Regions from separate parts of the Mus musculus genome. Here region 1 is linked to region 2. Evidence: chromatin loops called from intact Hi-C (ENCODE). Cell type or tissue: heart. All regions are shown on one strand.

Region 1 (5,000 bases), 780 kb before region 2:
TTGCTAAAAATCACTTTCTGTTGAAATTACTTTGTGGCTTTCAACTCACAGGCAGAGAATGGGGTAACCTAGAAACATTAGACTGATTCAAATACCCTCTCTGGTTGGGTTGTGAGGAAAGACTCTTTTTTTTTTTGTGAGGCCAGAGCAGAAGAGAAGCATCTTTCAGTTCCTTTCCTCTTCTCGCCATGTGGTTTGGGTTCTCCTGGGTTCTGCTGTGTCAGCCTGTCTGGAAGATGGTCTGGAGCTTCTTTGTATCGAATATTGACAGTAGCTTGGTATTAGGGACTGATTTGTCAGTTCTCGTGCACACAGCATTTTTTGAGAGTATGTAACCCAAACCCACGCACACACTGGTGCCCATTCAAGCTGCAATGTTAAAGTGAAGATCCAGTTACAGCAATTTCATATACATCAAACCCTTGGGTTCTGCTGTGTGAAGAGACAGCCCGCTGACCAAAGAAAAAATATCCCATTACAGCTGTGAATGAGAAGACAGAGCCCAAGACCACACACACACACACACACACACTCACACACACTCACACACACACACACTCACACACACTCACACACACACTCATACACACACTCACACACACACTCACTCACACACTCACTCACACACACACACACACACACACACACACACACACACACGGGGAGGGGGCACGTTGAGGAGGGGAGACAGAAAGAGAGACAGAGAGGGATCCTTGTCATTATTCTAACTTTCAAAACAGAGTTTAGAGCAAGTCTCTTTTACAAAGTAAAATCCATACGTAGTGTTCTGTATATTATTTTTAACCCCCACAATATTCGTGCAAGATGTACATAATTATTCAACCATACAAAGAAGAAACTCAGTTGTTTGCCTGAATTCACACAGTTGGTTAAAATGGGATACTATATTTGAAACTTCGTTGGATCAACTCTTTAAGATATTAAAATCTGCCGAGTGTGGTGGTCATCACCTTTATCTCTGTATTTAGGAGGCAGAGGCAGGGGGATTTCTGTAAGTTCTGGGCCAGTCAAATGTTTGACTTTGTTTCTTTTTTTAAAAAATCTTAAGAATTGATCTTGCTGGATGAGGATTTATCTCATGTACAGTGCCCATAAAATCTGAATATGGCTATCTCTTAGCAACAGCAGACATGGCTATGCAGGAGAGAAATATGCTCATGCTTCAGATGAAAATTTCAAAATTCAATCTAAGATGCCGCCTTCAGGATGTCCACAGCGAAGAAGGGAATGAGTAAACAAAAACTGTAAGAGCAGGGAGGAATAAAAGGCAGAGACTTGGAAAGCAACGGAGGGAGAATGGGGGAAGGGCTGCCCATCCTTTTGGGGGATCCGGGAAACCTTTAGGTCTTAGAGGCGTTTGGCTTCTAAGATCCAAAGGCAACAAAACTGGGAGACGGGTTTCAACAAAGGACAGAGAAGGTGTAGGTTTTAAGTGAGTAGAATCAGACACTACCCTTTTCGCGACTAAGGCAGGAAACAGGGATTCAGCTGCTGAGGTGATTTAACAAGACAGAAATCTTGGCCAGATACTTTCAAGAGTGGTGTTTCCCAAAAGTGCACTATTTCGGTGAATCGTCTGGGAAAATGTCTTTTCGAGTTGGTCGGTCTAACCCGGCCCTGAGGTTTTGAGCTTCTAATAGTGGTAATGGTCCAAGTAATGGTGGGCTTCTAGGAGCATCCGCGCAACCTGCAAGTGAGCTCAGAAACGCAGAGTGCTTGAGCCTCACCTCAGACTTCCTGGATCCGAATCTGCATGTTAACAAGATCCCCAGGTGATTCGTGCGCACATTAAACTTTGGCAACATTCTTCGAGACGATTCTTTGTTCAATGCAAAGATCTAAAGAGGGCCTCTGGCATTGCACGCCAGCAGTCTGGCTTCTTTCTGGGGCTCCATATCCCCCAGGACTTAAAGATTTGTGCCCGAGTAGCAGCTCCTCCAGATCTTAAGCCGGTAGCAGCGCCGGGAGTTGTTCTCGTCTTAATCCTCCTCGCTGGGTTCCTTCCCACCCTAACTCGCTTCCCTGGGGCGCCCCAGCTGTGTCCCACCCCCAGCCTAGGCAGCTACTGTGCACAGCTGGAGCCCTCCATGGCTGGAGCTTCCGAGCTGCGGCGGCGGAGAGAGCCAGGCGGGGGCGCCGCAGACTAGGCTGTGCGGGAGGAGACCGCGCCCGGCGCCGGGAGCCCAGAGAGGGCCTCCAGAGAGACGCGCGGGGGAGCGCGAGCTCCGCGTGGGCTGCCAACCCGAGCAGCCTCCGCGCCACCCTGGCGCGGTCGGGTACCGCGTGAGTCGCGGATCACACCGTGGAGGCGGCGTGTATTACCTCCATCCGTGGCCCTTCGTACAGGAGCTTCCAGCCTCGAGGGCCAGTTGTCAGCGGACTAACTCTGAGAAAGAACCCGTTATCATTCCGAGCTGGCTGGGGAGCCTGGGAGGTTCGGATTGATGCAGTGACGATTTAAAACCAGCATCGCGCTTCCCTACAAGCCCGCACCTTTTTTTTTTTTTTTTTTTTTTTTTTTTTTGGCTTCTGGGAGCAGGTGGATGTTGCAGGGAGAAGGAACAGGGTCAGTTTGCCAAGAAAACTGGGCTCAAAAGCGCTATTTACAAAAGGGTGACATTTACAATGTGGAGGAGGTGGCTGGCCAGCGGAGGCCAGCCGCTGATCGAACCTTATGTGCTTGCTTTTGACCGGCCTGCAGCTTTACGCGATTACGGCTGCGCTGCAGAGCAAGGATTTCGTAGGAAGAGGAGACTATAAGTCGCGGGGTCTGCATGCAGCTGGGAGGGACGACCTTGCATCCCCCTCGCCGCTGGCCAGATGCACGGTACGCGAAAGCCTAGCAGGCGCCCCGGCTCTCGCCTTGCAGCGGTGCGAAGCGCGGATTTCCCCGCCAGTAGCTTCGTATTCAAGGCCAAGCCGGACTGGCGATTGAGAGTTAACACCTTTTCGTATAACGGGCTGAGGCAGGGGATACGAGTCTCAGCCCTTGCCGAAACCCACGAAAGTGTGCGTTTCTCGTTTCTCGTTCGGAGGATGTCAAACAGAATTGGGAGTCTGAACATTTCCAAAAGCTTCCGTGTGTTCTGTCTCGAGACCCATCGGATTTGTTCAAACTTTCGCGAGTGTGTGAATGTACGCGTGTCTCCACCCTCTCCTTCTCCCCTCCACCCCCACCCCGCCCTTGCCGGCCGAAGTCGTCCTATATAGCGATGATAAATATCCCTGTTGATCACTTGATTGATTACCTCCCTGAAAGGTCACGCGGGCTCGCAGTAATTTCCTTTTGCCTAAGGCTCCCTTTTCACTTTTACTCCAGTACGACAGCTCCGAATGCACGGGATCTTTATTTTTGATTTTAACCCCTAAATGCAACCCCTCCCGAAAACAATGCAGACAAGAAAAATCGAATAAAATCAACTCGAGACCTTTCTGTACACTCTCAGCCTCCCTCCTGGTCTTTACTGCTTTCTTCTTTCTGGTCGCCTCCACCCCCTCCTACTCCGGCCCCCTCTCCCCAGCTCCAATGTATTCTGGATACTGTTTAATAGATGAGTGTCTTGCAAGTAAACTCAGGCGTCCCTTGGGTCTGCATTTCATGTCTGTGACGCTCTCCCTTTCTCTCCTGTGGACTGAAAATTCGGATTTAAACCACCAGACAAGCTATTAATTTAGCTAGGCTACCCAGGGTCCTGAACCCAATTAATTTCTAATAATTATAGCCCAAGGGGGCTAGATAGATCTCCCTGCCTCTTTCTTTTATTGCCACACCACGCCACCGAGGTCAGCGTATAATAATAAAGTGTATATTTTGAAAGCGATCCCCAGAACGAGAGAGTTATTGCAATGAATGAAAATTGTTTCCATTTTGGCTAATTGAACCCCTGGCCGAAAGCTGGACTCTGAGACTAAATAAAGAGAACTGTTTCATTTCAACATGAAGAGACTCCTGCCTACCTCTGGTCACCCAGCGAGAGTTTAATTTCTTAACAGCCAACCTGAAACTCAGCGTTGGGTAAACAGTATTAATAATTACATTACAATGATTAAATTAATCTTTCTGGTAGCCAGGCAAATGTAGGTTTCGATTCAATAGCATGTAGAGTTCACTGCACAAAGACAATAGGCCAAGAAATACCTCCATAAAGAATTCAAACTTTCTTCTAAAGGTACTGTGGGGTTGGCTCAATTATAGTGCCAGGAAAGGAAAAAAAAACATTTCCGGTTCCTTGCTGTTTCTAGCATTAATTAAAGACACAGTTGGAAAGAGGAATACTGACCTGCCTCTTCCTTTTCAATAGTTTGTCTTCCTTTCCACTCCTACCTCTATCTCCCCATTTCTGCTCAAAGAAAGGAAGAAAGGAAGGACGGGGGTGGGGCGGGGAAACAACACACATGTGCACACACACACACATCCCAAACAAACCCAAACAGTTATTAAGCTCATGAATTTTTCCAAGTTGTCACCACTTCCAGAATGCCAGTTTCCATAGAAGGAAAGGCAAGAAAAACTTGTCCTAAGTCTGTCCTAAGTCTGTCCTAAGTCTGTCCCCCAGGAAACGAATTCGAGCAGAAGGAAAGGCGCGTGTGGGGACAGAGAAAGCAGCTTCAACTTCACCAGTTTGTCAGCCCCCCCCCCCTTTTCCTGGACTGCTTAGATCTGTGGTCAGAGGTGTTAGCAACTCCAGAGGTGGCAACAGAAAGTCACCTGCTGTGATCTCACGCCTGGGACTGGGGACAGGTGGACTTGACAGGGAATGAGAATCCGCTGGGGCAGCCGCAGGGAACCACCTCATAGCCGGCGGTGAAGGTCCACAGCCATCTGAGGGCATTCGCTCCATCAGGTTGAGCACACTTGAACTATCAACATAGCTTTTTAATTACTGCACACTTAGGGCAGGAAACAAGAGACAGTGAAAGAAAAGAATGAGAGAAAGAGAAAGAAAAGAAATTAGCTTCGAAGTTGAAAAAAAATATTA
Region 2 (5,000 bases):
AGTCCAAAGGTCATTTTATACAACTAATAGGAAATTATAACAAAATCTTTATAATCCCAAATTACATTTTCATCACGAAAGTATTGTAGTACAAGGCAGGCCTAAATGCATAATCATCTACCCCAAACTCTTTTCCTTCTGTTTTGTGTAAGTACATATTTAAATTAAATTATTATGTCATACAACAGTCATGCTCAGAAATTCATCCCATCTACATAACCTATTTCCACCCATCATTATTGTCCCAAGTCCCTTTGGAACAGTGCCCTATGCCTTTATCCAGAAGATGATTGTGAATAACAATATTGTCTCTTTACATCATTCACATTAAATGCATTCATTAACTAAGCGCTGAAACTCACAAAAGACAATGTAAAACTCAAAGTACCAAAAGTGGCATGGATTGTCATTGCCTTGGGGTAGAGAGCAAAGTAGGAAGGGGCTGCTTCAGGCAGAGATGAACAACACAACCCTCTACCCATAAAAGCTAGGATGTGGATTTAAAACACTTTCTCGTAAAGCCTGAAGTATTTGTGACAATAAACAGAAGAATGACACCAACATGCACGGAAAAAGACATAGAGTGCCATAATAAACAGGTAATGATGCCCTCTCTGTCCTTAGTCTGCAACCCTATGTTGCTAAGCCAAATAGCCAGTCTTTTCATATGAGCACACGAGGCAGCCTGCAAAGGCTCAGGCCCTGCTCTACTTTCTCTCAGTTTCCCTTTGAATCTCTTAAGATCCCTCTCCACAAGCGCTCATCATATTTTGTTAGTTCAACCAACAGGGCAGCTGAGAATGTCTTCCTGTAATGACTCCTGTGTAGAGCTGATTACAATTGGTGATGGACAGATGAAAGGAGATCACAAGAATCAGAATGCCAACCATATTGGGAGTGTGGCATGTGTCTGGAGATAAGTCTCAACCTGCTTCACATTGTTCAACATAGGCACATTGATGGATAATTTTGGGTCATGTAGGATATATATGGCGCTCAAAAAAAAAAAAAAAAAAAAGAATGCTTTTCTAAAGAAAAATGTCGAAGCTGTTACAGCCTAACCAACTTTTGTCATGTTGCTTGCAGCCTGCAAATTTGGGTGGGTAGATGACTGGATAATAAAATGCTTTGTTAGGGAAAATATACTTGTCATTTGTATTATGGCCATTTTTCTTGTTGCTCCTGAAAAAAATCAAAGCAAAAGGCTTGAGTTGTCTTTTAGAATAGTAAGGAAAGCATGGTCAAATGGTGACAGCCTCTTTTGAGAGACAGAGAAACAGGCTGAACAAGGTAAAGAAAATTCAGATTTGAAGCATCAAGATGTTTCTTGAAGTGTGGTAAACTAGTGATCAAAGAAAAGCCATAGGAATTGTCTCGCCTGCAGCCTGAAATGGTGTCTTACTATCTTGCTTTATGGTTTTTACAATAAACACTTTTAGCTGATGGTGTTAGGGAACACGGTGAGCATTTGCTTAGATACACACATGGGTGGATTATTACTGGCTTACAGCAGTCAGGTCCTTTGCCTGACGGAATATTTTTAGTCATCCTACTTGCATGATATGGTAAAATTTGTAAAACAAAATTTTTTTTTTTGCAAGTTAACACAATTATCCAGAATAGCAAGTTCAGTAGTTGTTAATTTCTGAAGGTTTAGGAACTTTCAGAACCAGTACAGTGATAGTTTAACAGGCTCCATGTTTTTCAGGTCTCAAAGGTCCAACCTCACCCACACTCCTAGGAGGAGTGTAAACCGGTGAGAACTTCTGTTTGGAGCATGGGCATGGCTTATAATATTGACTATAGCTACTAATAAATTATGGCTCATATAATAAATTTTAGCTAACAAGCCTTTCAGTTCAGCAACTAGGAAAAAATAGCAAAGGAAATCTATGAAAATGTTCAGTCATTCTGTTCGGAATAGAAAGTATTGAGGGAGTCCCGAACATCAGCTGTAGTTGATTTAGTAAACAAATCATCACAGAAACAGGCAACAGTGTGTGGGAAAGGCAGGTCTTGGCAGACTGATATCACATGTGTGCATAACTGAATGAGTGAACACGTAACACGGAGTGTTTTGTAAGTCATATTTATGTGAAAGTGTCCTGCGCTTGGATCTGGAGGGTGGGTGATATTATACATTTTAACACTGGCTGTGTCTGGGGCTTAGGAGGAGAACACGCCAGAGATGCTACTCTTTTGGCATACAATTCTGGAATTATCATTTAAAATACTTTCATCGTTTTCTTATAATATTTTTGCAATATGTATGTGCCTGTATGATACATTAAAAACTGGGCTTAAGGGCGGGGGGGCGGGGCGAAGAATGATGTTACTTTTCAATTTCTTTTTAAATCTTCATCCAAACATACAATGAGTGAGGGAGCCTCTGCCCTCTAGTGGCAACTTTAGCAATTCCCTTCTCGAAAAAGTGCTTAATCCCATGCTCTGGAAAAACCCAACTTCCCTATCCTTTTATATATGGGTGGAATCAACTTCAATTTTGTATCAGGCAGTTTTGCAAAGTACACACAGTTCAACCATACAACCTATATTTGTTAGATTGGGAATCCTTGAAATACCTTGCAACTTTGAATTCATGACGTATTTTCTTTTTTTTTTTTTTTTTTTTTTAAAAATATTTTCTTTTTTTTTTTTTTTTCTTTTTTTTTTCCATTTTTATTAGGTATTTACCTCATTTACATTTCCAATGCTATACCAAAAGTCCCCCATACCCACCAACCCCCACTCCCCTACCCACCCACTCCCCCTTTTTGGCCCTGGCGTTCCCCTGTACTGGGGCATATAAAGTTTGCATGTCCAATGGGCCTCTCTTTCCAGTGATGGCCGACTAGGCCATCTTTTGATAGATATGCAGCTAGAGTCAAGAGCTCCGGGGTACTGGTTAGTTCATAATGTTGTTCCATCTATAGGGTTGCAGATCCCTTTAGCTCCTTGGGTACTTTCTCTAGCTCCTCCATTGGGAGCCCTGTGATCCATCCATTAGCTGACGATGAGCATCCACTTCTGTGTTTGCTAGGCCCCAGCATAGTCTCACAAGAGACAGCTACATCTGGGTCCTTTCGATAAAATCTTGCTAGTATATGCAATGGTGTCAGCGTTTGGATGCTGATTATGGGGTGGATCCCTGGATATGGCAGTCTCTACATGGTCCATCCTTTCATCTCAGCTCCAAACTTTGTCTTTGTAACTCCTTCCATGGGTGTTTTGTTCCCAATTCTTTTTTTTTTTTTTTTATTTTTTTTTTCCATTTTTTATTAGGTATTTAGCTCATTTACATTTCCAATGCTATACCAAAAGACCCCCTTACCCACCCACCCCCACTCCCCTACCCACCCACTCCCCCCCTTTGGCCCTGGCGTTCCCCTGTACCGGGGCACACAAAGTCTGCGTGTCCAATGGGCCTCTCTTTCCAGTGATGGCCGACTAGGCCATCTTTTGATACATATGCAGCTAGAGTCAAGAGCTCAGGGGTACTGGTTAGTTCATAATGTTGTTCCACCTATAGGGTTGAAGATCCCTTTAGCTCCTTGGGTACTTTCTCTAGCTCCTCCATTGGGAGCCCTGTGATCCATCCATTAGCTGACTGTGAGCATCCACTTCTGTGTTTGCTAGGCCCCGGCATAGTCTCACAAGAGACAGCTACATCTGGGTCCTTTCAGTAAAATCTTGCTAGTGTATGCAATGGTGTCAGCATTTGGAAGCTGATTATGGGGTGGATCCCTGGATATGGCAGTCTCTACATGGTCCATCCTTTCATCTCAGCTCCAAACTTTGTCTTTGTAACTCCTTCCATGGGTGTTTTGTTCCCAATTCTTTTTTTTTTTTTTTTCCATTTTTTATTAGGTATTTAGCTCATTTACATTTCCAATGCTATACCAAAAGACCCCCTTACCCACCCACCCCCACTCCCCTACCCACCCACTCCCCCCCTTTGGCCCTGGCGTTCCCCTGTACCGGGGCACACAAAGTCTGCGTGTCCAATGGGCCTCTCTTTCCAGTGATGGCCGACTAGGCCATCTTTTGATACATATGCAGCTAGAGTCAAGAGCTCAGGGGTACTGGTTAGTTCATAATGTTGTTCCACCTATAGGGTTGAAGATCCCTTTAGCTCCTTGGGTACTTTCTCTAGCTCCTCCATTGGGAGCCCTGTGATCCATCCATTAGCTGACTGTGAGCATCCACTTCTGTGTTTGCTAGGCCCCGGCATAGTCTCACAAGAGACAGCTACATCTGGGTCCTTTCAGTAAAATCTTGCTAGTGTATGCAATGGTGTCAGCATTTGGAAGCTGATTATGGGGTGGATCCCTGGATATGGCAGTCTCTACATGGTCCATCCTTTCATCTCAGCTCCATACTTTGTTTCTGTAACTCCTTCCATGGGTGTTTTGTTCCCACTTCTAAGGAGGGGCATAGTGTCCACACTTCAGTCTTCATTTTTCTTGAGTTTCATGTGTTTAGGAAATTGTATCTTATATCGTGGGTATCCTAGGTTTTGGGCTAGTATCCACTTATCAGTGAGTACATATTGTGTGAGTTCCTTTGTGATTGTGTTACCTCACTCAGGATGATGCTCTCCAGGTCCATCCATTTGGCTAGGAATTTCATAAATTCATTCTTTTTAATAGCTGAGTAGTACTCCATTGTGTAGATGTACCACATTTTCTGTATCCATTCCTCTGTTGAGGGGCATCTGGGTTCTTTCCAGTTTCTGGCTATTATAAATAAGGCTGCTATGAACATAGTGGAGCATGTGTCCTTCTTACCAGTTGGGGCTTCTTCTGGATATATGCCCAGGAGAGGTATTGCTGAATCCTCCGGTAGTACTATGTCCAATTTTCTGAGGAACCGCCAGACTGATTTCCAGAGTGGTTGTACAAGCCTGCAATCCCACCAACAATGGAGGAGTGTTCCTCTTTCTCCACATCCTCGCCAGCATCTGCTGTCACCTGAATTTTTGATCTTAGCCATTCTGACTG

The links. Peaks named below come from ENCODE experiments on the same cell type or tissue, not always from the same donor. Only the 100,000 strongest peaks of a DNase experiment are listed, where the experiment ranks them.
Region 1: a loop joins it to region 2, with 7 times the contacts of the local background. A loop is called at or near these places in 2 of 42 quality-filtered maps.

What each region holds. Positions count from the first base shown.
Region 1 is chr3:30,512,388-30,517,387 of GRCm38, reverse strand. No RefSeq gene overlaps it. Among named protein-coding and RNA genes, the nearest start is that of Mecom, 5.1 kb to the right of the region's middle. In heart, a CTCF peak has its summit at 2,156 (motif pointing right); DNase peaks (open chromatin) are centred at 2,177, 2,767 and 3,237; H3K4me3 peaks cover 2,842 bases; H3K27ac peaks cover 2,601 bases; H3K27me3 peaks cover 1,464 bases.
Region 2 is chr3:29,736,896-29,741,895 of GRCm38, reverse strand. No RefSeq gene overlaps it. Among named protein-coding and RNA genes, the nearest start is that of Gm42197, 43 kb to the right of the region's middle. In heart, a CTCF peak has its summit at 2,413 (motif pointing left); no DNase peak of the experiment used is centred here.